Regions from separate parts of the Homo sapiens genome. Here regions 2, 3, 4, 5, 6 and 7 are each linked to region 1. A link is an interaction called in ENCODE POLR2A ChIA-PET data of the cell type or tissue named here. Cell type or tissue: HCT116. All regions are shown on one strand. Each heading gives the region's core, and the rest is flanking DNA. Links, peaks and the distances in the headings are about the cores only.

What was found. Peaks named below come from ENCODE experiments on the same cell type or tissue, not always from the same donor. Only the 100,000 strongest peaks of a DNase experiment are listed, where the experiment ranks them.
Region 2: POLR2A ChIA-PET joins it to region 1 with 12 read pairs; 20 of 35 experiments call an interaction of 5 or more read pairs at or near these places.
Region 3: POLR2A ChIA-PET joins it to region 1 with 14 read pairs; 16 of 35 experiments call an interaction of 5 or more read pairs at or near these places.
Region 4: POLR2A ChIA-PET joins it to region 1 with 39 read pairs; 20 of 35 experiments call an interaction of 5 or more read pairs at or near these places.
Region 5: POLR2A ChIA-PET joins it to region 1 with 88 read pairs; 20 of 35 experiments call an interaction of 5 or more read pairs at or near these places.
Region 6: POLR2A ChIA-PET joins it to region 1 with 83 read pairs; 22 of 35 experiments call an interaction of 5 or more read pairs at or near these places.
Region 7: POLR2A ChIA-PET joins it to region 1 with 12 read pairs; 22 of 35 experiments call an interaction of 5 or more read pairs at or near these places.

Annotation. Positions count from the first base shown.
Region 1 is chr13:44,433,877-44,438,326 of GRCh38, reverse strand. It overlaps TSC22D1 (TSC22 domain family member 1), which reads left to right. Exons shown (of 3, transcript NM_183422.4): 2 at 2,232-2,283; 3 at 3,444-4,450. The coding sequence ends at 3,701. LOC124903167 (a long non-coding RNA gene) reads right to left here and starts at 1,123. Exons shown (of 4, transcript XR_007063778.1): 1 at 1,035-1,123. RefSeq lists a silencer at 3,053-3,162 and an enhancer at 2,480-3,679. In HCT116, for the core only: no CTCF peak of the experiment used is centred there; DNase peaks (open chromatin) are centred at 1,096, 1,426 and 2,946; H3K4me3 peaks cover 3,396 bases; H3K27ac peaks cover 3,764 bases.
Region 2 is chr13:44,246,447-44,250,896 of GRCh38, reverse strand. No RefSeq gene overlaps it. Among named protein-coding and RNA genes, the nearest start is that of MIR8079, 52 kb to the right of the region's middle. RefSeq lists a silencer at 641-817. In HCT116, for the core only: no CTCF peak of the experiment used is centred there; no DNase peak of the experiment used is centred there; H3K27ac peaks cover 593 bases.
Region 3 is chr13:44,189,157-44,193,606 of GRCh38, reverse strand. No RefSeq gene overlaps it. Among named protein-coding and RNA genes, the nearest start is that of MIR8079, 4.8 kb to the left of the region's middle. In HCT116, for the core only: CTCF peaks have their summits at 1,468 and 2,028 (motif pointing left); DNase peaks (open chromatin) are centred at 1,636 and 1,976; H3K4me3 peaks cover 380 bases.
Region 4 is chr13:44,229,881-44,234,330 of GRCh38, reverse strand. No RefSeq gene overlaps it. Among named protein-coding and RNA genes, the nearest start is that of MIR8079, 36 kb to the right of the region's middle. RefSeq lists an enhancer at 1,545-2,744. In HCT116, for the core only: CTCF peaks have their summits at 1,786 and 1,993; a DNase peak (open chromatin) is centred at 2,110; H3K4me3 peaks cover 1,036 bases; H3K27ac peaks cover 2,257 bases.
Region 5 is chr13:44,240,764-44,245,213 of GRCh38, reverse strand. No RefSeq gene overlaps it. Among named protein-coding and RNA genes, the nearest start is that of MIR8079, 47 kb to the right of the region's middle. In HCT116, for the core only: a CTCF peak has its summit at 1,753; DNase peaks (open chromatin) are centred at 763 and 1,833; H3K4me3 peaks cover 498 bases; H3K27ac peaks cover 2,586 bases.
Region 6 is chr13:44,312,227-44,316,676 of GRCh38, reverse strand. LOC107984552 (a long non-coding RNA gene) reads right to left here. Exons shown (of 3, transcript XR_001749973.2): 2 at 1-29. Among named protein-coding and RNA genes, the nearest start is that of SERP2, 59 kb to the left of the region's middle. RefSeq lists an enhancer at 3,510-4,450. In HCT116, for the core only: no CTCF peak of the experiment used is centred there; DNase peaks (open chromatin) are centred at 2,726, 3,276, 3,586 and 3,959; H3K4me3 peaks cover 1,345 bases; H3K27ac peaks cover 2,618 bases.
Region 7 is chr13:44,140,042-44,144,491 of GRCh38, reverse strand. All of the region lies in intron 1 of LINC00390 (long intergenic non-protein coding RNA 390), which reads left to right. It overlaps SMIM2-AS1 (SMIM2 antisense RNA 1), which reads right to left. Exons shown (of 5, transcript NR_104065.1): 2 at 755-935. SMIM2 (small integral membrane protein 2) reads left to right here. Exons shown (of 3, transcript NR_197392.1): 3 at 570-1,342. Among named protein-coding and RNA genes, the nearest start is that of LINC00390, 5.5 kb to the left of the region's middle. RefSeq lists silencers at 619-813, 2,251-2,400 and enhancers at 2,551-2,760, 2,427-3,386. In HCT116, for the core only: no CTCF peak of the experiment used is centred there; DNase peaks (open chromatin) are centred at 1,141, 2,143 and 2,501; H3K4me3 peaks cover 2,448 bases; H3K27ac peaks cover 1,536 bases.

The DNA of each region.
Region 1 (4,450 bases), core at 451-4,450:
TGTTTGTGCATGTGCGTGTATTACATATATATGTTCTACGGTCAGATTTTATGTTGGAATTATTTGTGATGACACAATTTTATCTACAGATTAGAGAGGTCTCCCCAAGTACTTTGTAGATTTTTTGGTTTTTATATTATGCCATTAGAGGGCAGTATTGTAGAGGTTAAGTTTTCTTTCTCGCATGTATTGACTTGGAAACTGTTTATGTTGTATTATAATTTAGCAAACTTCAGGGCTTAGATTTCTAGTATATTAAATTGTAGCCTTAATTGATGCATCCCTGCAAGTATTTTAAATTAATATAGGAAATTTTGAAAGGGTTAAGCTATTTTATACCCACATCTCTCGATTTTGGTTTGGAGAAGGGAATTATTTGGTCAGTGTGGCCAAGAGGGTGAAACAGAGGTGAGCCTACAGCATCTATTGGCTGCTTAACTATTTTTAACCACCATTATATCCTCCCTTTTCTGGTTCTGGACACTGCAAATGGGCAGAGACTAACTTCAAGGATTTGTATGCTTTGAATACATACTTTATAATATTTCAATCCCTCTGATGTAAGAAGGCTCATAGGATTGAGGGATTGAGTCTTAGAGGAATTGTCACTCAGCTTGCAAAAACGTGCCTTAGGGACTTAACTAAAAATAGATTTATGTGGAATTCAACCTGTGGATTGACTTTTTTGGGTCTAAATAGAAGAAGGCATATTTAGTTACTAGGGAGAAGATGCTAATAGGGAGATGTGATTTTAAGGTTTGTGGCTCTACGGGCTTTTTGGGAAGATCCTGGATTTTATCTGGAGTCTTTCCCTCATGCCTAGCAAAGAATATATAATGTTTTTTGTTTTGTTTCTATAAAACAAAAGGTAGTATCTCTCAAAGAGCAAATGTGATTTTTTTTCCTCTAAAATTAAAAAAATACATGATTGCAGGGTGATTATTATCTTTAAAAATAAAACCGTCTATAAAATCCTCCCAGTACCGCTGCCGGTAAGAACTAGATAATTGAAATCAAGACACTCGAAGTCTTACAGTGGTGGGACTGGGCATGCCCAGTAGCTCAGACGGTTCGGGTTACAAATAGGAAGCTTTCGCCGTTAAGCAGCCGCGGGACACAGCTCCGGGGACCGGGGTCTGACTCCCTTAAACGTAAGCACGTGTGGGGGCCCCCATAGTATTTTTCAGGGACCCTTCACATTTTCTGCCGAAGCAATGGCCCAGTGTTTTGAGGCCGCCGTGGAAACCTCCGAACCCAGCACCCCACTCCCTCTGAGCACGGCCCGCGCCAGGCCAGCCCACCCCACGAGCGGGATCTGGAGAATGGGGGCGGAGGTGGGGGTGGGGGGAGGCGGGGAAGCAGGGAAGCGGGAGGACCTGGAAGGGAGTAGGGGGCGGTCCCAGTGGCGTGCCGGCCAATCGGCGCAGCTCTTTCCTGCATATATTTTGCACTAAGACTGGGAGTCCTGGTCTAGAGCTGAGTGGAGCCCGGCTGCGGATCTGGGAAGCGCCTCTTCACGGCACTGGGATCCGCATCTGCCTGGGATCATCAAGCCCTAGAAGCTGGGTTTCTTTAAATTAGGGCTGCCGTTTTCTGTTTCTCCCTGGGCTGCGGAAAGCCAGAAGATTTTATCTAGCTTATACAAGGCTGCTGGTGTTCCCTCTTTTTTTCCACGAGGGTGTTTTTGGCTGCAATTGCATGAAATCCCAATGGTGTAGACCAGTGGCGATGGATCTAGGAGTTTACCAACTGAGACATTTTTCAATTTCTTTCTTGTCATCCTTGCTGGGGACTGAAAACGCTTCTGTGAGACTTGATAATAGGTAAATGTCGGCTAAGATAGTTTCTTTAAATTTATTCGTGGGATACTTATAATAATACAGGTGAAAGATAGCCAGGCGAATTCCTTTGTCCATTGCTGAGAGATTATGGTGACATGGATGTTGTTTTTCGAAATGTTAAAAAACCTTATTTTTGCAAGTCTGGCCAGAGAACAGGCTTTCCCCACATTATGTAATTTAGTCCTTTGTGGCTTACTAAAATAGGGAGATGCCTGGATATTCGTTAGTAAGAGAGGGGCTGGCATTTTCTGGAGGGTGATACATTACATAGTGTTAAATAACATTCAAAATATGATGCTAGCAATATCACAAAATTGGGAGATCCTTTTTATCTTGGAAGCTTAAGATAAATTCCATTTATCGATGACCTTTTTCCCTCCTCTTTTTCAGCTCCTCTGGTGCAAGTGTGGTAGCTATTGACAACAAAATCGAGCAAGCTATGGTATGTACTGATGAAAAATCATTTATACTAAATGTGGGCACAGCACAAAAATAAGATGTTTTGTGGAACCAGTGCATCCCTAAGTTCAGATGATGATGATTGCTCTTGATGCGCGTAGAAATGCCGGCGCTGTCTCCATTCGGCCAGCGTGGAGCCACCTACCACGGCAGCCGTGGAGGGAGAAAGGGGCCCTGCGGGTATTAAATGGTCTTCTTCCCCGGACTGGTTTCACACGACGGGATTTTCTCACGGTGACCCTTTTTGCTGGGGATTTATTAGGGAAGCGCTGGCCAACTATCTCCTTCGGCTGGTCGTGAGCACACCTTTAGCGATGTGGCTTTACTAGGAATCCTAATATTTTACTAGGGAGCCGGGAGGTGGGGAGGGCCCCAGAAGTCGGGATCCTGGATAAGGGTCTTCTAGACGGTGCACAAACGGGTCCCCGGTGGCGCGGGCTCCTTCACAATGAAGAAGAATCAGAGAAAAAGTTTTGTTTTCTTAGCCTGCGCCTGGATTTCTCCTATTTTTTATTTCCGCCTTGGCCGTTCTTTGTTATTGGAGCAGCGCCTGTGGCTCTTCTCACGGGATTCTCTGCCCACTGTTGCTAGGCAAACTCTGAACCTTTAATTCGGAGCTATAAATAACTCGGGCTCCCATTGGCTGCGACGTCTGCCCAGGTTTCTGTGATGTCAGCTTAATCACGAAAAGAGGGGGGCGGGGTGGAGGGAAGAAAATGCGGCAACATGTTCGGTAGGAACTGGCTGCAGCCGGTGCTGAAGGAGGCGGCTCCGGGCGAGCGCGGGGCGGGGCCTGGGGGCGGGGACGCGGTGGGCGCGCTGTGGCTTGGACGTCCCCGCTGCTGGTCTCAGTCGGGGACCCAGCGCCCGGCTCTGGCCCAGTCTCAGGAAGCCTTACTTGGGCGTTTCTGGCCAACGTCTGCAGAGAAGCACAGACTTTTACAAAGCTTGATCATTTATACGTTAAACTCAAGTATTGTACAGTCATGTTTGTATTCAGATTTCCCCAAGTGTCATTGAACCAACTTTAAAGGTGGAATATGTAAATAGTTAGGGAGATCCATGTAAAATAATGTCTTGGAAACTCAAAAGAGTCCAGAAAATACCAAATAATGAGTTAAACCTTTTCTGTCTTCTTTCCAGGATCTAGTGAAAAGCCATTTGATGTATGCGGTCAGAGAAGAAGTGGAGGTCCTCAAAGAGCAAATCAAAGAACTAATAGAGAAAAATTCCCAGCTGGAGCAGGAGAACAATCTGCTGAAGACACTGGCCAGTCCTGAGCAGCTTGCCCAGTTTCAGGCCCAGCTGCAGACTGGCTCCCCCCCTGCCACCACCCAGCCACAGGGCACCACACAGCCCCCCGCCCAGCCAGCATCGCAGGGCTCAGGACCAACCGCATAGCTGCCTATGCCCCCGCAGAACTGGCTGCTGCGTGTGAACTGAACAGACGGAGAAGATGTGCTAGGGAGAATCTGCCTCCACAGTCACCCATTTCATTGCTCGCTGCGAAAGAGACGTGAGACTGACATATGCCATTATCTCTTTTCCAGTATTAAACACTCATATGCTTATGGCTTGGAGAAATTTCTTAGTTGGGTGAATTAAAGGTTAATCCGAGAATTAGCATGGATATACCGGGACCTCATGCAGCTTGGCAGATATCTGAGAAATGGTTTAATTCATGCTCAGGAGCTGTGTGCCTTTCCATCCCTTCCGGCTCCCTACCCCTCACTTCCAAGGGTTCTCTCTCCTGCTTGCGCTTAGTGTCCTACATGGGGTTGTGAAGCGATGGAGCTCCTCACTGGACTCGCCTCTCTCCTCTCCTCCCCCCAGGAGGAACTTGAAAGGAGGGTAAAAAGACTAAAATGAGGGGGAACAGAGTTCACTGTACAAATTTGACAACTGTCACCAAAATTCATAAAAAACAATAGTACTGTGCCTCTTTCTTCTCAAACAATGGATGACACAAAACTATGAGAGTGACAAAATGGTGACAGGTAGCTGGGACCTAGGCTATCTTACCATGAAGGTTGTTTTGCTTATTGTATATTTGTGTATGTAGTGTAACTATTTTGTACAATAGAGGACTGTAACTACTATTTAGGTTGTACAGATTGAAATTTAGTTGTTTCATTGGCTGTCTGAGGAGG
Region 2 (4,450 bases), core at 258-4,257, 190 kb after region 1:
GGGCCTTTTCCTCTCTGTAGACTTGTGCCTCAAAAGTGCCTGACACCAAAAATGTTTGTTGGATTCATTATTCCATCACTCAATCCCGCCATTCCCAAAGCTGGGAAAAAGCACCAGTGGCATAACAACTCCCAGAGAAACCTGGATCAATTCACTCTCATGCTTAGCCTCTTGAGAGGGTTGCAAGGAGTTCACTCAAGCAAACCCGAAGCTGCTGAGTGTGCTTGAGGAGAGCTCAGGTGGCTGGAATTTTATGTTCAGATTGTACTGTATTGACTATCAACATGTACCAGCCCTTCCCAGCCACCATCTCATTGAACTGTCACAACAGCACTGTGAAATAGGTGCTACTCTCCTTCCTTTACATTTGAGGAACTGAGGGAAAGTGAGATAATGAACTTGGCTCAGGTATGTCATAGAGCTCCTGAATCCTACTGCTGAATATGGATCTGGCCTGGGACATCGTATTTATTTATTTATTTTTTGTATTTTTTAGTGGAGATGGGGTTTCACCGTGTTAGCCAGGATGGTCTCGATCTCCTGACCTTCTGATCCACCCACCTCGGCCTCCCAAAGTGCTGGGATTACAGGCATGAGCCACCGCGCCCGGCCATATTTATAGTAATAAATATTTGTACACAGGCTCCCCAAAATGGCAAAGCTAGATATGGCTCTTGGTCAACTGAAGGCTACAGTGGTGCTATTGACTGTTGAGTTGTACTGCCCTTTAATGCATCCACCATGGCACACCATAAGTGGTATGGAGATGGCAGGTGGAGAAGGCTGGGCAGTGGTGACTCTGCTGGGGCTAAGCCTTGTTTTCACCTCCAGGCTTAGAGTAAGACTCCTAAATGGGTTCAGGCTTGGAGGCATGGACCGGGGTTGAGTGTTCAGGCAATCTATTTGGAAAGACACCCAAGGACCTCCCAGGACAAGGGTATCTGTAATGTCTACAAGCAGCAGTGTCATTGTTGAAGACAGTTTTGATGGGCTACACACACACACACACACACATACACACACACACACATTTCCCCAAACAATTGCTTGTTGGAGACCAGGCAAGTATCAAGGGGAAAGGTCCTGGGTAGGGCCTGACAAGAGGCAGCACAGCTGACTCCAAAACAACACCAGTAGGAGGAAGCCCCTGGGGCCAAATGCTGGGCTCCTGCCCTGTGTTTACTGAGAGTTCTGAGCAGGAGTTTGGGGTGGGAGGGGAGGCTTCTAGCTGTTCTTCACCACCCCTAGGCCATGGTCAGAGCCTGGGATTTGTCTGGGCTTTGCAACCCCAGAGGGTTTTGCTGCTTTCTCCAGACCAGAGCTGCCAGGAGGCCCCAGAAAATGCTTGAGAACAAAGAGGCAATAAACACATGCTGAAACCTTTTACCAGCTGGCTCTGTCCCAAACCAAATGAGAAATGAATTTCTGGAGTAAGAAAGAGAGAGAGTCTTAAAGTTAACCGGAAAGAAAAACCCTGTTTTAGCTGGGAATGTTCAGTTGGGATTATGCAAAGTTGTCAAATCAATACAGCAAATCTAATTTCTGCAAATGGATCCCCCGAAAAAATTGACCTAATAAGCTATTAAATCTTAGCACCTGATGTTTTCGTAAGTATAACATTACTGGGGGGAAAGACAAAGTGTTCGTTCATCCTGAGAATTTTTGTTTTGTTTTGTTTTGTTTACATTTATTTATTTATTGAAACAAGTTCTTGCTCTGTCACCCAGGCTGGAGTGCAGTGGCATGATCATGGCCCACTGCAGTCTCGACCTCCTGGGCTCAAGTGATCCTTCTGTCTCAGCCTCCTGAGTAGCTGGGACTGCAGGCTTGCATCACCACGTCCAGCTAATTTAAAAATAATTTCTTTTTGTAGAGAAGGGATCTCACTGTGTTACCCAGGCTGGTCTTGAACTGCTGGGCTCAAGCAATTCTTCTACCTAGGCCTCTCAAAGTTCTGGGATTACAGGTGTGAGCCACTGTGGCCAGCTGAGAATGTGCTTTTTGAATAGGGAAGGCCAGCATTATCATCATCATCCTTTACTAAGTATCATTTATAAATGAGGCAATCTACTGGAAGCTTACAGATAGTATCCATAATTTTTATACCAGCATTGCTGGGTTGCTATCCTTGCCCACATTTTACAGAACAAAGTTGTGTTCAGATTACATAAGTAACTTGTTGAAGGTCATGCGGCTGGAATTTGACTTCATCTTTCAGATTCCAAAATCCATGCTATTTCTGCAGCTCTTCTCTATATGCAAATATTTTTTATTACAAATGCAATGTCCCAAGCCAGATTCAGCAGTAGAATATGAGAATGACTGTTTTCTCAATGTATTGGTTTTTAATAGAGAACTTTAGGTGGGTGTGCAGTTACTTAAACAGTGCATCCAGGAGAGAGAGAATGGATTCCATTGCTGGTTCTTAATGACTTTTTCTGTTCTCTTTGGTAAAATAAATATGAGGCTATGTGCCCTTACATCCTATTTTATAAGACTTGGTGAATCCATGTCTGTAAGTTGTTTCTGATACCTTAGAAACAGGTATTCACACATTTTGCTAGTTGTTGTTTTGATTGTTTGCTCAGTTTTTGATTAAAGCTAGACCATATGTACTTTGTTTTTCATTGAGCTGAAGCTTTTGGAGGGGTCTAGGTGAGAGGCCTTATCTGTGAGCCGGTATGAGCTTTAGGGATGGTGTGATTCACCGCCTGAAGAGGTTGGCCTGGCTCACCACCTGGAAACCTCTTGGAGGCCTTCTTCCAAGAAGGGGCTTGATACTACAGAATCATCAGGGTGTCTAGGACGTTACATGTTCCATTCTTGTAGGAAGGAGATCAACCAGGGAAAGTGTCCAAATATAATGTGGCTCTTTTGGTATCACGGATGAGTCTGAACACTTCATATAAAACCGTGATAATAAAACCAAGCACCTTATACACATCTGGCCTTTTAAGAAAACAAGTCAAACCAAGCAACAACCAACCACCAAAAATCCTTTCAGGACTTTTTTTTTTTTTTTTTTTGGAGATGGAATCACGCTCTGGCTGGAGAGCAGTGGCGTGATCTCGGCTCACTGCAACCTCTGCCTCCCAGGTTCAAGGAATTCTCCTGCCTCAGCCTCCCAAGTAGCTGGGACTATAGGCGCATGCTGCCATGCATGGCTAATTTTTTGTATTTTAGTAGAGATGGGGTTTCACCATGTTGCCAAGGCTGGCCTCGAACTCCTGACCTCAGGCAATCCACCCACCTTGGCCTCCCAAAGTGCTGGGATTACAGGCATGAGCCACCGTGCCTGGCCTCTTTCAGGACTTTTCTAACATGATTATTTGAGTGAAATAATTTTCAGGTATATATGTTACATCGCTGAATATCTATCTGCCAATCCTCTGTGAGGACATAGAAAAAGCACAATCTCTATGGAGCCCAAAATAGGTAACATTAACTAGCACTGCTTTAAAGACATTTACACAAACCAACAATTCTTACGACAATCCTATTAATATAGCCTTTTCAGGATGAGGAAACTCAGCAAAGAGATGGTAAATAACTCACACATGAGACAGTTCACAGCCTCCACTGTTCATACTTGGTTCATGTATGATTCATTTATTGGTTCAATAAATATTTATTGGCTGCTCTGTCTAGGTGCTGTTCTAGGCACTGGCTGTGCAGCAGTGAACAGACCTATGGCAAATCCCTGAACACATGGAGCTTACGTTTGAGTGGGAGGCGACTCTCAGAATGCAAATTTTATATGTAGCGTGACATCAATGCCTTCTCTATCAGTCCCTTTTGCATTACTATAAAGAAATACCTGAGACTGGGCAATTTATAAAGAAAAGAGGCTTATTTGGCTTATGGTTCTGCAGGCTGTACAAGCATGGCACCCCAATCTGCTTGGCTTCTGGTGAGGTCTCAGGGAGCTTTTACTCATGGCAGAAGGTGAAGGGGGAGCGGGCATGTCACATGGCGAAGGAGGGAGCAAGAGAGAAGAGGAGGAGATGTCAAGCACTTTAAACAACCAACTCTGACATGAACTAATAGAGAACTCACTTATCACCAAGGGGATGGCACCAAGCCATTCATGATGGATCTGCCCCCATGACCCGAACACCTCCTACTAGGCCCCACCTCCAACATTTGGAATTACATTTCAGTATGAAACTTGGAGGGAGACACACATCTAAACTATATCACCTTCTGAAGCACCTAGCTGGCAAAGGCTGTTTTTTGTTGTTTTTTTTTTTTTTTTTTTGCAGTGGGTGTGTGCTTTAGTGAGTTAATTTTACACCATTGAGTTCCATAGTAACAGACATTGGGTTGCTGTCTTATACCTCACGTGCATCCATGTGAGGGGGTGTTTGAGAACTGTGGGTTCTTTTTAAAGATTATGAAACGATCGGTCCCTTGCTAATTAAGACGTTTTGCCTAATGGGGCAAAAACTGT
Region 3 (4,450 bases), core at 265-4,264, 240 kb after region 1:
GGAGCAATGAGTTAAGACCAAAATAAAGCAAGGCAAAGGCTCCTTATGTTACTATGTAGCTGGCGTTGGTCTTCAAACTACCTGGCAATGCAGTTCTCCCAGGAGATGACTTTAAAGGACTCAGACCACAAATATTTAATGACAAATAGACTTGGTTGACAAGATAAAGTCCTACAAGAATGGGTCATTCACAAATGCACTGGTAAGTAGTGAGACCACATTAAATCCTTTCAATATCCACCTATTCCAGCACCTGTAATGAAACTCAGGGAGTTTACAGTTCCCAAAAACTGCATATTCGTGGGTTTGCCTTTGCTCGAATCTTATGTCAATACATAGGATATGGACTCCCTCTGCTTCATAGTGGAAACCCTGAAGACAGAAATTACATTTGAAAATATGGTAATACAGCGGAGAAGACAAACACAGTATGTTCCCTTTTTTTCTGGCTTCCTCTTCTTTGCTCCCCAAATTGCCTCCTATTTTCTAAAATTTAAACAGTGAATCGATTCTGAAGAACTACAGTAGATAGCAATGTAAACTAATATGTTAATGTTTAATTCACTTTTGGTTTACCAGGCATTGAAAACTTTGAACAAAATGGACTTAAATAAAGATAAAAGATGGATGCAAATCTTTATATAATTTTGGCAGGAAAAAAAGGCAAAAGCAAAGGATTAAGGAGGAATTAGTCCCATCAGGGACTGGGCTGTATTTTCACTGGTTCTCATCCTGCTAGATCTTCCTCACTTGCTAGTTGGTCACCAAATATGAATCTAGCATCTGCTAATTGCAAAGCAGAGTATTTGGCACGTGAGAGTTCAACAAAGAAGAATGATACTCTAAAAACCCCCTTCATCTTCACCTATCTCAGAGATCCTTTCCTGGCCCCCAGACTAGGTGAGGGCACCCATTGTGTGCTTGTGCAACACCCTGTGTGTTTTTGTGTCTATTTCACAACAGCTATCATGCTTGTGTTTACTTGATCAATGTCTGTCTCCCCACAAAATGTAAGCTCAAAGAAGACAATGAATCTTGATGAATCGATCCCACTTGTATCTGGAACATCTCATACACTGCCTGACACACAGAGTAGGTCTTCAATACACAATGCGTGAATGAATGAAATGAGCAAACAATGGAAAATAAACACCATTTCTAGGTTACTGAGATTATTAATTCATCCCTCTTCTGGAACAGCAATGGAAGTTAGGTCCTTCAAATATCAGCTCACTCCCCACTCCTCCTCTATATCCTTTCTTTCTTTCTTTCTTTCTTTCTTTCTTTCTTTCTTTCTTTCTTTCTTTCTTTCTTTCTTTCTTTCTCTCTCTCTCTCTCTCTCTCTCTTTCTTTCTTTCTTTCTCTTTCTTTCTTTCTCTTTCTCCTTCCTTCCTTCCTAACTTCCTTCTCCTATTACTTCCATGTGCCTCACTTGCCACCTCTCCCACCAGTCCCTCAAATATTAAAAGAACAACATCATCATCAACAACAAAATGCACTCTGTCTGCATCCTGGAGGAGGCGGTGGTGTCTTCCTGGACTGCACAAGCACAAGCCCACATCCTTGGCTGTGTTGCCTGGGGTTTTTATGTAATAGGAACATGTTGATTGGTATGTACTCAGTTTGGAAAGAGAAGCCATGCCTTGTTGTGGCTTTGAGTTCAGACCATTTTTCTTTCATCTTTGAAGATGACAAGCGCTATAAGCAAAGAAAGTCAAAATGAGCCTGAATGTTTCAAGCTCTAGGCAAGGCAGGAAGAATGCCGTGCGGTGATATTGTTTAGAGAGAGACTCGGTAATTGCTGTACTGGAGAGCCGACATTTGCAGAACTCAATTGTGTGGCGTCCGACTGAGTAAGTTAGCAAAATAAAGACAGATGGCAATGGATTAACTCCAACACGCCCACCAAACAATGGCAGCCAAAATGGAGAACTGTGGTGTGCTCTAAAACACGCTCCTTCTGGGAGAGTTCACCCGGTGCCTCAATTAGATGCCACCTAGTGACTGACCAAAACATTGCATATTGCACAACCCTGCATATTTCGGACACAGCTTAAGGAGACCGCACCATAGATTGTTTGGCTTCGTTTTCAAAAGACGGAGAGATGCCAGGTCATGGCTGACTTGAAAACTTATAGTTTGATGTTTAGTTCACTGAGAAATAATGGTTGAAATCTCTGTTCTTCCTTGTATGCTTAGAGGAAAATAGAAAAACAAAAAGGAAAGAAAACAAATCCTGCAAGACAGGCAACTGCCTTTGATTTAGAAATGCATGACCTAGAGTTAGAGAAAAGCTTGAGGACAGTTTGTACATTCTGGTCCTGGCTTTATACAACTGAAACTGAGGATGGCAAATAATTTCATTACATCTAACAGCTCCAGTTGATTGTGAAGGCTCTCTGGACCATGAGGAATTATGAGGTGAGCTCCAAGGCTTGGGTTGGGACCCTGTGGTTATTGATGGTTGTCTGCCATACTGCAGAAGAGGAGAGTGGTGGAACATGGGTCCTTGTTGAACAACCGTACATCCTTAAACAATTAGGAAATCTCCTAATTTGTTTAATCGTGAGTGTTTAGAGAAACAGTTCTCCATATTCCTGAGAGTCTGAGGGCAGAAGCTGAAATGGGCAAAGAACATATAGAAAAGGTGACACTTTTCCATCTAAAGGAGAGACGAAGAAATAATGAGCAATTTTGTTATGATCTACCAAACTAAGGTTTCATTATGTTTGCCCCTCATTGTGGAAGGCACTGTTTGATTGGCAATTTGCACCACTACCATATATAATTTAGTCCTGGAGTATGTGCCAAGAACTTTGTAATGAAACCCTGGTTATTCCTAACTATAGGATTTATTTTTCAAGTGAAGGTCTAGACAATTTCAGTAACTGGCCCAGAGTGTGAGGTTGAGAACGGAAGGAGCTTTAGTTCTCAGGCTCCTCAACCACTACCTACCATGGTGGGCTGACGCTGCATTTCTTGCTTTTCCCTAGCAGTCACCTAGTCAGTGCTCCTGGCTAAAAGAGAGATCCTTTTCTCTTTTGACCCTTAACATCCACTGGTGACCAGGAAACAGTGCCAGCTATGTCTACAGATCTCGGGGACATGCAGTGTGGAGGGTCAGGTAGTTGTGTGGTTAACTGGTCTAGGTCTGCCCAACGGAGTCCATGTGTCAGGGTAAGAACCTGGATCCCCATCTGCTATACTTTTGTTTTCTCAAGTAACTCCCTAGAGGCCCATGTCTTTTGAGCTCAGTTTATAAACAGGGCAGAAAGCTGCACACACAGGCATCAAACTGCTCAGCCTTTTCTAGTTTTAATTCAACTTAACACTCATTGATTAACTGAATGCTTACCACATGCAAAACACTGTGCTAGGAGTCAAGACCCAGGAGTCAGACAAGGGTTCTAGCTTCAGCCCTGCATGGGGCAAGTTATTTTGCTGTCAGAGATCTCTGCTTCCACTTCAGTTAAATGAGAATACAGAGCTCAAGTAAACCCTCCAAATTCCTTTCTTAATCTAAAGCTTTACGGCTTTATGAAAAGAACGCTTGAAAAATGAGGCTTGGTTTCAGATTTGATGTGTTAAAATATGATAACTTTATTATTTCTTCATTCAAAAATATTTTTGAGTGCCCACTAATGTGCAATGAACAAGACAAAGCCCTTGACCTCACAGAGCCTACAGTCTACTTGGGGGAGACAATGAACAGACTTAATAGTAAATGCAAAATAAAATGTACCAGATGTGCCGTGAAGACACAAGGCAGAATAAGGAGATAAAGGGAGAAGGACCAGAGAAAGCCGCTCTGACTGATGTGGGGGAGAGAGCTATGTGAGGTCTGGAGAGAGTTCTGGGCCGAGATAGGTGCAAACGTGAGGGCTGTGGGGGAAAGCAGGCTTGGCACGCTTGAGGAACAGCAAGGGGGCACTTAGATAAATAGTTTACTCATCGCCACATGCAACCCACCCATCTGAGGAGCCTAGAAGAGTACCTCCAAGGAGACTGTAGTTGGTGAATGCCCCCTCTGTGCCAGGCACTATCCTAGGCATTGGGGGCACAGAGATGGGAAGGAGACACTACATGTGTGGGAGAAGTTCACATTTTAACGAACAGTCAGGGATGCCAATATGATGAAAGAAGCATTGTGACTAAAATTATGGCTGAGGGCAATGGGAATTCAGCAGAGAAGGTTGAGTTCAACATTTTAGTTGGGTCTTGCAGGATAAGGGGAGAACTGGACAGGCTGGAGATGAGGGACTGGAGGTTGCAAGGGCAGGCCCACATGGAAGTGTAAAGCATAACTGGGAAATAATTAGTCAAAGTCCAGATTGGCAAAGCACAGGGCAACAAGACTTTATTGTCAACAAAACCAGAATGGCTTTTGTGTCTCATCTGTTTTGATGTGAGTGTCATGTTTGGACTTTTTTCTGTAGGCCAGAGGTCCACA
Region 4 (4,450 bases), core at 214-4,213, 200 kb after region 1:
TAGAAGAAAGAGGGTTTTAAAAGGGCCAGGGCAGAGGTGTTCCTGTAGGATTAGGCACACATAGACCAAGCTCTCCTGAGATCCCTCACTGAGAAGGAATTGGAAAGAACACCAGAATCATGTACTCCCTAGTTCGATGTGGATATTAATTGTAACTGATTATGTGTATACATTTATGCTGAAGTTAACTGTGAGTAAATTGGTTGTATGTCATTCCTTGGTGTGTATTTTGCCTTTCCTATTCTTTTTTGTTCCATTATAAACTCGGGTTGCTAGAACCTCATACGATCCTGTGAGAGGTGGGAGTTAGCTGGTCACTCAGTCTTCTCCTCTTTCCTGGGAGGTGGTGGTTTAATCATATCCATTTGTAAAAGGGGAAATGGTGGCTCAGAGGTCCTCAGTAATTTCTACAGCTAGATAATTCATGGGTGCAGAGTTCAGATCTGGGGTTCAGACCCCTACAGTGTGTGTGGCAGGGAGTCTAGGCAAACAGCAACTCTCACCCGCAAGCACCCAACAAGGTTTGTCCTTGTTTTCAGTGGGCCTCCTACTTCCCTGAAAGGTCTAATCTCAGCAACACAGTCTCATTTAGCTTATTGTTTTGGCTATTTATGTGCAATAACTGTGAAAAGCAAGAAGATGGGTTGCAATTTCCTTACCTACTTGTTATGTTCAAATCAGCTCTTTGAAAGCAGAGTCAAGATACAATAATAGTAATAATAACAATAATCATTTATAGTTAAAGCATGGAATCGAATGGTGCTTCCATAGCATCCATGTGTGTCAGGTGCTCTTTTAAGCAAGTTACATTCATTCAGTTTGTCCCACATCTTCATAAAACAAGGGGTGAATTGTATGAGGAAAAGGATGCTAGAATTTCAATTTTGTCTTGCTCCATTCCATCTCTGAACTTCTCAAAATGAATTTTAGCAAGGCCTGACCTATATAGAAATCTGTTTCTTATACATGGCTCCAAAAATGGTCCTACTCTGAAGTCTGCATTTTTGGCAATGGGAGGTGCCAGACAAGAAGTGAGGGTCTGAGGCCCACCCTGGACTCCTCCAGGCCTAGTCATCCTGGTGTGTTTCTCAGAATCTATGGTTCCTTCTCTCCTCCCTCCTCTTTTGCTTTCTTCCTGCCACAAAATCTCTTTTTTTCATCGTGAAGAGCCACATGCCAATTACTTTATACAGCAACACCCCATCCTCCTCTAGCTCTCCAGGGTCCAGGCTCTTGGGGCCCTCATACATGTTCCCACACCCTGGAAGGGTAGAGACCCCTCCGCCTCCTGGTGCCAGCAGAAGGGTGGGAGACCTACGTGCAGTCAAGTGGAGAATTTGTCTCCCAGGGCCCAAAGAGACATTCAACACCAAGCTCTGTGCGGCAATTCCCCTCATAAATCTCAGCTCTAACTACAAATTATTTACACTATCCAGTTTCACTTCCTTCTTCTCTCCCATCGGATTCAAAGGATTTTAGACTTCAGAAAAACATTGAGTCTGAATTAAACATCGGCATGAACTTGATCAACTTTAAGTCTCTCATTTCACATCAGAAGCCAGGAGTTGGGAGTGGCGGGGGCAGGGATCAGAAGATATCTACAGACAAAAAGACATTTATAAAGCAATATAGTATTAAAGATGGAAAAGCCCACATGAAAAACGCAGAGGCCAGCCCACCTCCCTGTGACACTATTGCCCTTAATCATGGTACTGGGATGGTATATCTCCAGAAGTTTGAAACAGGAAACAAATAATATTTCAAAGTTTCCAGCAAGAAAGTAATGACAGCTTTGGAGAGCAGCTGCAGCCACTTTCTTCCATTAAGCCTTTGTCCCTCCCCTTGGCCTTGGCAGTGGGTCTAGGGCGCCATGCGATCCCTACAGCTTTCATTACACCCAGTTCAAGAACCTGCTTGCAAGCGTCTCCTTGCCCAGCACACAAACAAACTTTAAATGATAAAGGAAAACACTGGCAGCATGTTCCTGTGTTCTGAGGCAGGCCTGGGGCGGGGCTTTCCCAGAGTTTGTTGTGAGAGACAACCTGCTCTCCCACCAGGTGGAGAGGAGCCTGGACCAAGGTTGAAAAGCCATGAGTCAGGCCTAGAGAATTTCAGTTGCAACACCCTCTTGTAAGAGGCTGTTTAGTCATAGCTGTTGCTTTCAATGAAAAGGTCACCCACTCCATAGTGAATGGTTATTTGCTGGCTGCTTCTCACACTGTTGCAATTGTGATCCTTTTGCATCTTTGATTGTCTTTCATCGGAAAACTATGACATGCTTCATTTTGTTTCCCAGGGTGGTAGCCACAGTCGGCGGTCAGTTGGCGAGCTGGCTACATTCGATGGTATGCAAACAACTCGGTGGCAGCTTAAAGGGTGGGGTAGGCAGTGTGGCCCTCAATGTGCAGTTCGAGTTTCCCAAGTTGAAGGCTCACAGAGTGATTGGAAACCAGGAGAAAAATTACTGTGGTCTGAGCAGGGAAGGAAGAAAGGTCCTGGACACTCGGCTTCTAGAGAGATCCACGTGCGCCATGCCGCAACTGCATTCAGTGTCTTCCAGCTTCCAACTTGTTGTCAGCCTTCAGAGTGACTGACCCGGGGAGATCAGCTGGGAGCCCCCTTACGACCTGTCAGCATGCGCCCCGAGAAGACACCTTGGTCAAGCGTCTCTCAGCCTGGTCACACTTGCTGGCTTTTTTCATTATGGTCATGGCTAAGAGGGAAGAGGAGAGTTGCCAAATTTGACCTATACTTCGACATTATAATTTAGCCCATTCATTTTCCTCTTGAGGATAAATGTTAAAAGTCCAATTTATGGGAGGCCAAGGCGAGCGGTTCATGAGATCCAGAGATCGAGACCATCCTGGCTAACACAGTGAAACCCAGTCTCTACTAAAAATATAAAAAATTAGCCGGGCGTGGTGGTGGGCGCCTGTAGTTCCAGCTACTTGGGAGGCTGAGGCAGGAGAATGGCATGAACCAGGGAGGCAGAGCTTGCAGTGAGCCAAGATCTTGTCACGGCACTCCAGCCTGGGCTGCAGAGCGAGACTCTGTCTCAAACAAACAAACAAACAAAAAGTCCAATTTGTTGGAGAATTTTTTAGGAGGGATGAAGGGAATGGGGGATTGGAAGATAGGAAGTCAAATGCGCTCTAATCTTTTCTTGCTTTTTTCTATGCTTTTTCTATGTGGGACTTGTTGAATGTTTATTGCAAGCTCTTTAATGACCAGAAGCACATCATTTGTATCTATATTCAGGAGCCAGCCCGGTCTCCTGGGGCATGCGGCTGATCAACTGTGGGGACCTCGCTTAAGAAAAGTAAATATTTATTCAGAATAAGGAAAGAAACCAAAATAAATTACAGATTTTAAAATGCTGACAAATACCACAAACATCACAAAAATCTGGAAACATAGCATACTGTTTTTATTAACTTCCTGACATACCTCTGTATGACATGCTTCCATTGTTCTCTTCACACCGTTTTGGCTACACACTCTTTAATGGCCTCTTCATAGGACGACAATTTTAAAGAAGAAATGATAGAAAGATAATGCAGTCTTCTCTGATCAGCCCGTCTAACATGGCTGATCCAAAGAAATTCTTTTACATTTTAAATTCAATACATAAACATGTGACTGACATAAGGCCAATCTGCTATCGCTAGTGCCACTATATTTTTGTGCCCTGAAGAGACAGAGAGAATTATCCTTTTGAATACATGTTCCTGAAAATTCAAATCTCTGCTTGTAATTTTGATGACTGGAGAAATTCCCACAGACCAGTACCTGCCTCCAAAATCTTGAACCTTGATCCTCCATTTCCCACATATTTTCAGGGCCAGATTCTGCACAGCAACACATTTATATCATGATATGACTTCTGTCCATGTGCCTCCAAATCGTGATGCTGGTTAAGTTGACACGAGTTATAGGAGTATTTTTAGAAGCAATTCCTACACCACCATGTTAGCAATAACTTAACTATATACAGAGGTGACTGTGAACCGTGTAAACACTGTTTATCCTCTAAGCCCAAACTAAACATATCTCCATCTCAACTTGGCCTCAGCAGAATTCCAAAAATGCTGTAGTGGCGACTCCAAAGCAACCCTACGCAAGGGACTTGCCAGTGTGTGGAGAGGACGTCACAGTGGAAGAGATAGCCTTAGCTGATTACAGTTAAAATATTTCAGCCTTAGCTGATTACAGTTAAAATATTACGAACTTTTGCAAAGTTCATAAAACTCATGTGACCATGGGCTCTGGAGCTTAGACTTCATTAACTTCAAGGTGAATTTTCCTCTGCTTGTATCCATTTGCAAACCTAGTTTGGCTCTCAATCAATAATTGTTAATTGAAGGAATGGAGAAATTAATCTGTAAAAGACAATGCAGATGGATGGATGGACACATCAAAGGCAAGGCTGCTGCCGGCCATGCGTGTGTGC
Region 5 (4,450 bases), core at 172-4,171, 190 kb after region 1:
AAAATCTGTATTTCAGAAAAGATATGTCAAATAGGTATTTACTCTGCACCCAAATGGCGTGTGTGTGTGTGTGTGTGTGTGTGTGTGTGTGTGTGTGTGTGCAGGTATATGAAGGTATTGCTGTCTTGCTGTGAGAGCACTTCTTTTTCCTTTTATCTGCCTCAATTCTGCAGTGGGAAGTCTGTCCATTCCATGGAGATTATCAGCTGAAACAAGGCTGTTTCCCGTCAGACCTGCTTAAGCCATGTCAAGGTGTAAGAGTAACTGGATGCTTTACGTAAACAAAAGGACAAATGAAGGCCAAGCTGGAGTCTCACCTACCTGACTTTTACAGCAGTAAGAGCCTTAATAGGGGCATCAGCGATCTTTATATAAAAACCTAAAATGATTCGCAAAGGGGAAACTGGGATTGTTGGGATTGTTAAAACTTTTGATGACTTTTGTGACCATTAATTACAGTTGCTGAAATGCCTTTCCATAAAGAAGACAACTTCATTCAACTCTTCAATCTCAAGATTACAGCCATTTTCTGCACAGAGAAGGGTACACACTGAGGCATCCACAAGACCTTGATTTCAAACAAATTTGTCTTCCTTTCAGTTAACACTAACAAAGCTACCATTGATGGAAACTAAAGGCATTAAAACCCAGAGCACATCCCCCAGCATGAGAAAATGAATCAGACGATGACCGCTTTGAGAAATGGGCTCTGTGCTGGGACACACTGGGCTGTCTCCTCAGTACAGTCCCAGGCAGGACTTCATTATAAACCGCAGCCCCACCTCACACAGCGCCTCCTCAGCATGACTCACTCACAAAATCATCCCTGCTGGTGGGATGGCCGGCCTCTAACGATGGATTTGCTGTGCTGTTTCATGGAAAACAACAACAACAACAACAAAAAACACACCATAAACCAAAGACTTAATGTCCAGCTGGTGGCTGGGACACCTTGGTGAAGAGGACCCAGTAAACTCAGGGAGGCTAGTGGTGCTGTTTGTGTCTCATGTGGCCCACACCAGCCCACTGGCTGTTCACAATACATTCATCTAGTGTTACTTCAGGGGGCCTCCAGGCCGACCTCCTAACTGAAAACATCATAGACCTTTCACGCAAGTGTTCAACGTGCTGGTGTTTACTCCTGCTGCTGGGCATTCAAAACAACTGCTGATCCCTCATGTTCTCCTTACCTTTGTTCCCCTCCTTGCGAGTTGGGTGTAGGCCCCAATCAGCCTCTGCAGGCCTCTCTGAACCTCATGGTCTGAGTTTGAGGGGACCCAAGAGCTTGCCTTCTTATTTTACAGATGGGGATACAGAGGCCCAGAGACTCTGTGCACCTTGTCAAGGTCCCAGCGCTAAGTCTAGAAACTAGCTGTCATGTCATATCCCTTGGTCTCGGGATATTTTCACTTATCCATTCAACACGTGACAAGCATTTCAATAAGCCAGCTCTTTGAGGAGCTGGGAACAGGGAGATGAAATGGGCCTCTGCCCTGAGCAGCCCCTGGTCTTTGATGTTATGATGGCAAGAAGCACTGGGAGCTAACATCAAAGGGAGAGAGGCCTTCGGATGCTTAGAAAGAGTCTCCCCACAGTTGCTATCCTCCTCTGAATGCGGCTCAAACCAAATCAGCACAAATCCGCTAAATAAAACCACTGGAAAACAAGGTCAAAGTGACAGAGGCCAAGAGCACCAACAAAAGTGCCTTCTTATCCATCTTGGAGCCAAGCTGAAGAGCGGCCCCAAGTGACCAACGGTGGGACTCACGGCTGGGCCTTGTCCCCCCACCCCAGCACAGCCTTGGATGAATCACACACCAGAGAACAACAGGGCTATTTCTCACCAGTCATTTGTCAAGCTGACATCCCTGCCTAGAGTTATTTAGGGCTTTCTAAAGACACTTCTTTCCCTCCCTGCCGCAGGAAGCACCTGCACGGCTGTTGAGTTGTGGTTTTGCTCAATAGCGCTTTGATATCCCTTAAGGCCTTCATCAATTACTCTTCTGTCCCTGATGGGTTGGACTTTGGCTGAGGCAAAGACAGGGAAGCTTAGAGAGGATGATGGAGAGGAAGAGGATGGTGAGTTCCTCTGAGATCTGAGGCCAGCCACTGTCTGGAGGTGGGCTCTTATTGATTTCTGTGGGGGAACCTTCAGGAGAGGACAGTCTGAGTTCTTGGCCAGCTGGACTTGGACCATAACTGCCATGTTCCCATGAGGACAGGTCCCCCTCCTGGAACAGAGCTATGCTCCTGCCAGCTACTTAGAGGAAAAGAGCAGGCCTGTCAGATGAGTGTGACTGGAGCAAACCTGGTCTTCCGATTCAGCTAAATGACATAAGGCAGAGGGGACTTGGAGCGGGATCAGGGAAGAAAAACGGAAATAATGAGAAGACTCAGTGAATGGATCTCTGAAAGCAGTTAGGAGAATTTGAGTTGTTGAGTCTAGAGGAGGCAAGAGTGAACTAAGAATTAGCTTTGATTATAGGCAGAAAAACTGTGCATAAATTAGTGGTCATTTCTACTGAAAATATGGTGTGGGTTGGATTCTTGCTTCCATGGCTGCCCGAGGATTTTGCTCCAGTGTGCTGGCCTGTCTGGGTTATTGCATTATTCTTATTCATGAGGTGGTGGGTCTCCTTCCTTGGAGATTTGCATGAATGGAAATGACATCCTCCCAGATGGAATGGTTTAGGGAAAGTCTTCACGACACATATGTTTCTTCCCTTCAGTTTGCACTGCCCAACATCCCAGCTTGACCCTTATGTCTGAATCAGTTTAGCAGCCTCTTGACTAGTATACAGATGTTCCATCTCTGCCTCCTTCAGTCCACTCTGCCTATGGAGGTCCCACTTATCTTCCTTAAATTCATCTTGGATAATGGCAATGTCCTGCTAAAAATATGTTGATGCCTATTTATTTATTCATCCAACAAATACTGAGCACCTATTGTCTTGAGCACCGATTATGTGCCTGCTGCTTACTCCCGGGCATACAACATGGCACAAAGTGTAGTAGGGCCTCATCAAGGCATTCACTCAGCCTTCCTGTCCTTGTCCTGGAACCTTTTAAGGCCTCATCATCTGCTTTTAACAGATCTTTCTGACCTTTTGCCCACACAAAACCTTTTCTTCCAGCCTAGCCCATTCACCATGATAACCCACCTGGTGTCTTTCTTGTCACCCCAACTTCTGGATAGACTATCCTTATTCGGAGCCCATCTCTCCTGTGAAGCTAACACAAGTCTCCTTGCCTTTAGGAGGATTTCCATGGCCGCTTGGGTTTTAGAATTCTCTAGCACCTCTGTCCCCACAGTGTTTCTTCCTTAGCACTGGGTATGTTCTTCCTGAGTGGAGAGAACTGGCAGCTGCTGTGCCTGCCCTGACCTCCTGTGGCCTCACTCGCCGTGGACAAGTCCTGAGAGAGCTGGAACCTGTGGACATTCTTTCCCTGTCCGTGCTCTGCTGTGGATGATGACAGGGGCAGCTCAGGTGTTTGCTGGGGCTTCCAGAGCATTTGACACCATTAAGAAGACGGAGAGTATACTGAATGTCTAAACTTAAAGGGGGAGAGGCTTTGGGGATCATTTAATAAAACGACCTTGTTTTGCAGATATGGAAACTGAGAACCAGAGAAACTGATTTACCCAAAACCACAAGGTGACGTAGTAGCAGAGTCAAATCTTGTCCACTGTTAAGTTTAGCCTAAAGCTCCCTCCTTATATATTTTAAGTTCATCCTAAAGGTTTCTTCATACATAGTGAGCTGTAACCTAATGGATGTGTGAACAGACTGTAACTTGCTGTTGTGCCAATCATCAAGTTTTGGCCAGTCAAGGCCGTCCAACTGTTTAAATGGTGTTCAATAAGGTAAACACTGAGCTGTGATCAATCTGGCTGTTTCTGTACCTCAATTCTGTTTTCTGTGCATCACTTTCCTTTTTCTGTCCATAAATCTTCTTTGTCACCGTGGCAGCAACAGAGTCCCTCTGAACCTATTCTGGTTCTGGGGCTACCAAGTCATGAATTATTCTTTGCTCAAGTAAACTCTGTTAAATTTAATTTGTCTAAGATTTTTCTTTTAACTAAACTATCCTGTCTCCATATAGTTCAGCAGTTGGAATCCTAAGGAACCTAACATTTCAGGACACACGTAAAACAAATAGAAAGTGTATTAATTTCCTATTGTGCTTGTGACAGATAACCATAGATTTAGTGGCTTACACAAGACAGATTTATTATCTTGCAGTCTGTAGGTCAGAAGTCTAACATGGGTCTTACCAGGCTGAATTCAAAGTGTTGACAGTGCTGTGTTCCTTTCTGGGGGCCCCAGGGAAGAATCTGTGTTTCTACCTTCTCTACTTTCTACAGGCTGCTGGTACCCCTTGTGGCTCCTTCTTCCATCTCCCAGGCCAGCAATGTCAGGCTGAGCTTTTCTCACATTGTCTCATGGAC
Region 6 (4,450 bases), core at 248-4,247, 120 kb after region 1:
GAATGTTATCTGGAGGTCAACTTTAGGATCTGTGAAAAACAAGAAAAAGAAAACTGGTTTGCAGTGCATGTTAGCATGAATACATGATTCCTTCCCTCCTTCTGTCCTTTCTGCCTCTCCCTTCTTTCCTACCTCCTAGTGTCACATGGATCAAACCACTGAATGTAACTTGTAGTTCCTGTCGAATCAATCAGTGAGGTCACAGAAATCATAGGCATGTTTTGTCATTTGAGTGAATGAGCCTTGGTCCCACATTGAAAACAAAGTACTAGTGCATCTTACCAGTGTATGTGGGTACAAAGACACCACTGATTTTGGCATCCCTGGTTGAATGTCAAGGGATACGGATAGGAAGTATAATGTGGTTACTTCTATAGCCAGTTCTTGCTTAATTCTCCAGGCTTTACCCGTTTGTTGCAACCCCAAAGCCCTGCAAATACATTACAAACTATAAAATATCAATGGATTAAAGGCAACGGGGTTCAACCTACAAGAATATGACAACAGGGTAATAAATTGTTTGTGTGCATTTTATTGTGAAAAAAATACATAATACTTAGAAATGTTTTAAAAGAAAACTACTACCTAGATTTCTTTCACCCAAGTACAATTGTCTTTGTTTTTTATGTTTCTGGACAGCTATGGCTGTATGTCTAAATTTTCAAATTGTTGTAATCATAACGCATATGTACTTCTGAATAGAAGTAGATTGGAAGCATTCTTGAACTTGACATTCTCAATTTCAATTATTTGCCTAGGACTTCAAAGATCACAGTGGTTTGTAATGTTGAGGGCTTTGATTTGGAAATGGCTAGATTTTAAAGCTGATGGGCTGGGTGTGGTGGCTCACACTTGTAATCCCAACACTTTGGGAGGCTGAGGGGGGCAGATCACGAGGTCAGGAGTTCAAGACCAGCCTGGCCAACATAGTGAAAATACAAAAAATTAGCTGGGCATGGTGGTGGGCACCTGTAATCACAGCTACTTGGGAGGCTGAGGCAGGAAAATCGCTTGAACCCGGGAGGCGGAGGTTGCAGTTAACTGAGATCGCACCATTGCACTCCAGCCTGAGCGAACGTGCGAGCCTCCGTCTCAAAACACACACACACAAAAAGCTGGTGTGCAAGAAAGTAAGAATCACACAGTCAGTAAACAAGCCCAGCCCACCATTGGTGGGACCAGCATTTCAACACAGCTTTTGTGCTTTCATATGAAGCTTGCAAAGAACTCTCATGACGTGATAAAGACGTTGTTTCTTTGCAGATTTAGGTAAATTTAGTTAAGTAGCCTAATGATGTAATATAATGCATTCTAGAATTTATTTTATTGGCAGAATTTATTTTTATAGCTTTATAAGCAAATCCTGAGTTTATAGACTCCTTAAGAGTCTTGAGGGGTTACTTAACATTTTTAGCTATTGCATTTTAAAGGGAAAATTGTATGCTACAATGGTTTCCACTTATTTGGGAATTTGCAGAGATATTAGGCTATACACCTTGTGAATATCAATAGTGTACTGTATTCTATCTTTTCACGTGACAGTTTACTTCTTATAAATATTTTCCCATGGTGTTACATAATCCCCATAAAGATCATATTAAATGGCTACACAATATTCCATTGATTTGTTGTATGATCATTTACCAAACCATTGTACTACCACTCTACATTTAAATTGTTTTCAGTTTAGCACTACTCAAGATAATGTTACAATGATAAACTTTTTGTCTCCTTTTGAAATATTTTCTAGGGATACATTCCTAGAGGTGGGTAAAAGAGGATGGACATTTTAAAAGAGGGTTGACTTTTGGTATATATTATTATATTGTTTTCCAAAAGATGTATGACCATTTACAATATGACCATCAATATATTAATACCAGTCGAGTGATGCAAAGTAGACAGCATTGCACATAATGACTAAGGTTTTCTGTTAGTTAAATGGGTATATAATGATTCAGTATTATTGCTTTACTTTCCAATGCTTTGACTTGTGCCTAAGTTGAACATTGTAAATTTATGTAGAATTTAAAGTTCTCTTTTAAATGATTGTTAAAGCAAACTAAATATAGACTGAGAATATATTCCATATTTGAGTCCTTGTGGACAGACTGCAACCAATTTAATAGGTAGACAAGATTGAAAACCTAACTTAGGAGTATGCACCTGTAACAATAGCTGAGTCTTGGCCAATCCTAGCAGCCATACTTCAACCACTCATACACTGCTGAGTGTTCAAACTGTGTTCAAGTAAGGCAAATGCAGAGTTGTAACCAATCCAACTGTTTCTGTATGTCACCTTTGATTTCTGTATGTCACTTCCCTTTTTTTGGTCTATAAATTTGTGTTCTGACTACGAGGCACCCCTGGAGTCTCTCTGAATTGGTTGTGATTCTGGGGGCTACCAGATTCATGAATCATTCATTGCTCAATTAAACTCCTTTAAATTTAATGCGGTTGAAGTTTTTCCTTTAACATGACGTATTTGTTCGTATCCTTTGCTGGACTTCTTTTAGAGGCTCATCCTGAGCTTTGGAGTCGAGGATTTGAATCCCAACTCTGCTATTTACTACCTGTGTGATCTTAAGCAAGTTAGTAAACTTTCCCAGTCTCTGTTTCCTCCTCTGGAAAGTGAGGATAGTCATGTGTCTCTCATAGAGTTGTTGAAGGATTCATCAGGATGGCACATGTGCAGAAGTACTGAGCACACACATTAAAATGACTCATTAGTTGTTAGTCACGCTACATGGGTTTGGTTTGTTGGTTGGTTTTTACCCCAGTCTGATCCCTCAGTGGCTTTCCTGTGCCTCTGGAGATAAACCCTTCTTGGCCTCTCAGTAGCCTGACCACCTCTCTTGTCTATGCTCATTCTGCCAAATCCACCCTTCACGGGAAGTGTCTCAAATATTTCTCTGCTTCAGAATTCTATCTATGCCTTCCTACCAGCAGTCCCTCTACTCATTGACCCCACCAAACTTCTTTATCTAGAAAACTCTGAATCACCCTTTAAAACATAGCCTCCAGAAGCTTCCCTGCTCCTCCAGCCTCCCTTTACTCCTCTCTCTTCCGTAGACCCATGTGTATCTCTCTATAGCATTTACTGAACTATACTACATTGTCAATTGACTTGTTATTTTCCTCAGATAGACTCTAAACCTCATGTGAGTAAAAACCATGTTTTATTTGATTTTACAGCCTCACTTGTAGCACAGGGCTTGCCATGTGGAAAGTGTTCAATAAATATTTGTTGAATGAATGAATCAGTACCTACATTACTCATCAGGCATGGATCCAAATGTCTCAAAGAGGAAAGAAAAGTCACTTTCACAGAGCAACCATTTGCCATCACTGGAATTGGTTGGATTTAGAGCAGCATAATGAGAGAAAGGGTTTCACTCAACAAGGGACAGCTGGAGATGTGTAAATTGTGGAACTACAAAATATCTATGTATGTGCTCTTAGTAACCTGCAATCACCAGTCATGGTTCTGAATGATGTTCTAAAACCTCTGAGACATTGCTGTAGGCTACCGTGTTCAACAGTGGGTGATGCATACACTGAGGGCAAACCACAAAGAGGAATCCCTAAATTATGATGGGCAGTGGTTGCATTGAAGGAAGTGATTAATCCCCCAAGATGAATATTTTCAAAGTGGCAACATCTATTTGGATGACTAAGTTCTGATTCAATTGTCTGAAAAATAAAAATTGATACATGCTTTGGCACATCTCTTAAGTGGTTAAAAAATACACACGTAAGGGGCATGGGTAGAGTCTAGCATGGGAAACCTTGGAATAAGCAAAACTAGAGTTAGATCTTGAAAGAAATGGGTAAGTGGGGAGTAAGCTTTTCTAACAAAAATAAGACATGAGGTGGGGAAAGAGTGAGGGGTCAGTTTCGGGTGAAGCAGAGGGGTAAGGGTGGAGTAGGATAGGGGGCTTACAGAGGTGCTAGAAGGCCACCTCAGGAATTCCTTGTTAGTGCAACTGTGCAGCTGAATGAGGGAAAGCCAGGGGCCTACTGCCTTCTAGGATGGGCTCCTAGAAGCAAAGCCTTGGATAGGATTTGGATGTGTGTGCTTTACTGAAGAGGTGTTCTCAGGAAATATCGACTAGGGAGTGAGAGGAGCAAGATAGAAGAGGGGAAGGAACTCAGCGAAGATCAGGTCTCAGGTGGAGATTAACCTCAGCTCTGTCCACTGGGGGGATTGGGTAGTCTCTTCATGAGCCCACTTCAGAATTGTGCCTGTCTTGAGGCCAGGGGGCTGGCCCTTTGTGCCATCACTGGCTGTTGGCCATCCTCAGAGGCAGAGTGCGGTTAACCTCCCCGCTGAGGTGCTCTGGTCAGCCAAGGGCAAACCTCCAGAAAAGGGGAGCAGCTGTGGGTAGAGAACAACCAAATTCTCAGCAGCCAGGAGATGGGAGCCCCACAGGGCAGAGAGGGGATCTGG
Region 7 (4,450 bases), core at 217-4,216, 290 kb after region 1:
GGAAAGGGAGTCACATTGCTTGTCCTTGGGCCTTTAAGTCTGCAGCCCTGCTCTTGTCCTATATGGCCAACCCTCCCCACACCTCACCCCAGGACCAAGCTTTTGTGAGCTTCACAGCCTTTGCTGGAGACTTTGCTCCATTTCCAAAGCAAGTGGTGCCACTGACTCTCAGCCTCTTGCCTCATTTCCTGTCTATCTCACGTTCACCCCTTAAATCTCACAACCAATATTTCTCTACAGGAATCACCCTAGACTTCCCTCCTTCATGGAGACTGCATTTTCTCTGGTCACTCAAAATATCATTTCAGGATGTTGACAGATCACTTGGGACCCAACCCCCGCACTACTTTTACTTGGCTGATGTTGTCCAGTGCCCCTCTCTGTTCTTTACCAGTCCCAGAGAAAATGATTGAGAGCTAATTGATCCAAAGGGGCAGAAAAAGGGATGAGAACATAGGCCTGCCTCCCAAAGGATCTTCCTTTTGCCATAGGTCAGGTTCAAATGTCATATAACATTGGTCAAAACTCAGCCTCCACTCACCCCTCTCCTCACATCTCATATTCCCCAGGCTGACCTGGAAAGGTGGAGGAAAAGAAGGCAGAAGGGAGAGATGAAGCCCAAGAACCTGAGTATTTTTCTCAGGCAAGACTCAGGACTGCTCTGGACATTCAGAAGCTGAGTGTGCAAGTGTGCTGTGTAGTTCAAGGCCACCACCACTGAAGAGGCCAAGGACACCTTAGTAGGAATTCTAACCTGGCTTCCAGGGAGAGGTGCTTCCAAATTGGCCCTGTAGGCAAATTCACTTTTTTCACCCTCTAAGCGAGTAAGTGCTTGTTCCCAATTTCCATGGTTTAGTCTTCAGTTTCAGTCTTTGGTCTCCTCTGGTCTATCAGCTCCCATCTCTCTCCCAGTCTTTTTCTTTATTCTGTGACACCTGTTGAATGAGGCACATAGGGTTTGTAGTCACTGTAGTGTTCCTTGTGGTTGTGAGGTAATAGGCTAATATTATCACTTTCTCAGAAAGTCTTCAAAATTATCATGAGGAGGTGATGCATTCATCTGCTGGGAGGTGTCTGTGTGGTCAGATAAGATGATGGCTACATTCCATTCCTATCCTGTCATTCAATCATTCTTCCTCCAGGGAGCCACTGAGGGACGTGATAGTCCAAAGCACTCAGCTAAAACGGAATTGCAAACATGGTACCCACAACTTTGGTTTCTTATCATCCATTTGTATATCTGCATGTAGTCTGTCTCTGATTTAGGGTTTAGGTTCCTCTGTATTTTTTTTTCTTTTCCTGCCCTTTGAGAGTTTAATAAAAGCCAGAAGCATCTTGTAAATGGTGACACAAGAATCATTATCAAATACACCTCTTGCACAATAATATATAGTACAAACATTAAGGTGTGTGGCTTTATCAGCTAGATTGCGTGAATGTAAAACAGCTCCCACATTTTTTAGCTAGATAGGTATTTAACGTCTCTGTAAAATGGGAATTATAATAGGATGTACCTTAGTGTTCACTGTAAAGATTAAGTGACTTAATGTATACAAGCACTTACAACAGTCTCTGGCAAATAGATGACAAAATATATATTATCCATAACAGATGTGGTGGAAATATTTATTATCTCTCTTAAGAGTGTTCCTCTGCAGTTTAGAACTCAGGGACCCCCTTGAAGATGCCCCTGGATCTCCCGAAGTCTCTGGACCTCTAAGAATCCCTAGTTTAGCAGAAAGAGTCCCAGACTAGAGGTCAGAAGACCTGGGAATGTTCATAGCCCCATACACACCATTAAGAGCCGACCACGGGCCAGTCCTCTTACTAGATTCTGCTGTCAGTTTACGAATTCTTCACCAGTTATGCAAGGTGGCTATCTTTTCCCCATTTCACAGACGAAATAAATTCAGAAGGGTTTAACGACGTAGTTAATGCTAGGAGCAGAAAACACGGGTCTGTCCGAGCCACTGTTAAGATCCTCCTTTAAAATCCCGCCACATGGTTCTGAGAGTCAATCTCTCTTATTTCTGTCGGCGTCAAACAGGAATATCACTACCTTGCCCACCTCACAGGGTGAGATTCCAACTAGAAAGTGTTTATGCAAGTCCGCCGTGGGTCGCGAAACGGCGGCTGCCGTCGGAACTGCGATGCCAAACACAGTAAACCTCAAGGACAAGCGAGCCGAGCCGAGCCGAGCCGAGCCGAGCCGAGCCGAGCCGAGCCGAGCCGAGCCGAGCCGAGCCGAGCCGAGCCGAGCCGAGCCGAGCCGAGCCGAGCCGAGCCGAGCCGAGCCGAGCCGAGCCGAGCCGAGCCGAGCCGAGCCGAGCCGAGCCGAGCCGAGCCGAGCCGAGCCGAGGAGGCTTGGGATCCCTCCTCCAGGCCCGAAGCCGGAGTCCGGCGCGCGGCTGAGTGGCAGGTGCACTAGCCAATAGAGCTGGGGGAGGCGGAGCGGGCGGGGCTGCCCTTTGGCCGCGCTCGGCCTTGTGGGAGAGCTAGTGGCTGCTGGCTTGTGCGCGCCGGTCTCATCGCTGCTGAGGGTCAGCAGAGAGCCGCGGCCTGTGGGGCGTTGTCTAATCCCAGAGCGCTGACTGCGGGCACCGAGAATCCTGGCGTTAGTCCAAGGGGCCTGGCGAAATCTCGTTAACGAGTACTGCAGGCTGTTGGTGAAGTCACGACGTAGTGCCAGTGGCCTCGTCCCGCTCTGCTCAAGGGACCCTCACAGGCTGTGGAATCCGGGCGTCGGGACCTCCGGGGACCTGGGCCTTCTGCTTCCACTCTCATTCCTGAATGTTAAAGGGGCAGGGCCGGACCGGTAACAAGGGAAGGCTGGAGAAATAGCAGGGACGGATTTTCCTCCCGGAAACACATTTGCAGGCCTCCTAGAAGGAAAAATCTAGAAACAGTGGGATTGGGGAAAGAACGACGTGGCGGTTCTCATGTCTTGATGGGATCCCCCTTTGCCCTTGGGACACCAACATCTCTCACCTGCTTTATCGTCATAATCTTCTGACTGGATTTCCTGCCCCAAGATTTGCCCATTCCTGTCAGGCCCACTCCAGCCCAGGGTGATTGCTGCCAAATGCTGCTGATCACTACATTCCCCAACTTAAATACCTTTACAGAGTTCCCCGTTGCCCTCGAGACAAAGGCCTGACACTGAACTTAGCTCTTGAGGCAATGGAGGTTCCGGCTTCCTGATTACTGTTCCAGCCCCATTTCTGACCACTTTCCACTCTGTTTCCCCCAGTCAGGGGTTTATGAGATTAATAAATGGATGAACAAGCTATTTCTAGAAATATCAGCAATATTATCAGAGTAAAAGGAACCATTATAATCTGAATGACGATGAAAACCTATTGTGCTCATGTATCACTTCAGATGGGGAAGTCAACTCTGTCCTGGAATCCAGGGAACCTGAATTCTTATGTTTGCTCAGCTACTAGATTTTTCGCATAATCTGCCACATGTTGCATCCAGTCTTTGTTCCTTAATTTATAAAATAGGGCCAGTGAAGGAATGTTTTCTATACTCATATCTTTATCTTTATGAGCTACTTCAAAGATAAATCCAACAGAACAGGGAGAAGCACTTTACACATTCAAAGTATTACTAATGTGTAACAAGATAGACGCCATGATACACACCATGAATTACCTTTAAAATCCTTTTCTGGGACACATAGAACTTGCACTTTATATATCATGTAAGACAGTGGTCCCCAACCTTTTTGGCACCAGGGACTGGTTTTATGGAAGACAGTTTTTCCACAGACCAGGGTGGAGGTGGGGAGAACGCTTTTGGGATGATTCAAGCACATTAGATTTATTGTGCCTTATTATTATTACATTGCAATATATAGTGAAATATACAGCGCACCATAATGAAGAATCAGTGGGAGCCCTGAGCTTGTTTTCCTGCAGCTACACGGTCCCAACTGGGGGTGATGGGAAGCAGTGAGAGATCATCAGGCATTATATTCTCCTAAGGAGCGTCCAACCTAGATCCCTGGCAGGTGCAGTTCACAATAGGGTTTGCACTCCTATGAGCATCTAACGCTGCTGCTGATCTGATGGGAGGCAGAGCTCAGGCGGCAATGCAAACAATGGGGAGTGGCTGTAAATACAGATGAAGCTTCGCTTGCTTGCCTGCTGCTCACCTGCTGTGCGGCTCAGTTCCTAATAGGCCATGGACTGGTACCAATAGGTGGCCTGAGGGTTGGGATCCCCTGATATATGATACCCGAGGTTTATCTTTATATCAGGCATGCATTTAAAACACCCCACAGATTTCTTTTCTTACGGCTGCATTTGAGGAGCAGCCTGGCTTATAAGCCTTGACTACTTCTGCTCACCACCTGTACTTTAAATAGAAGGAGCCATGGGGGCCTGGAGAGAAGATGTAGAAGAAGGTATTAGCTAAGGAACCCAGCTTGGATGAGGTTAAGATG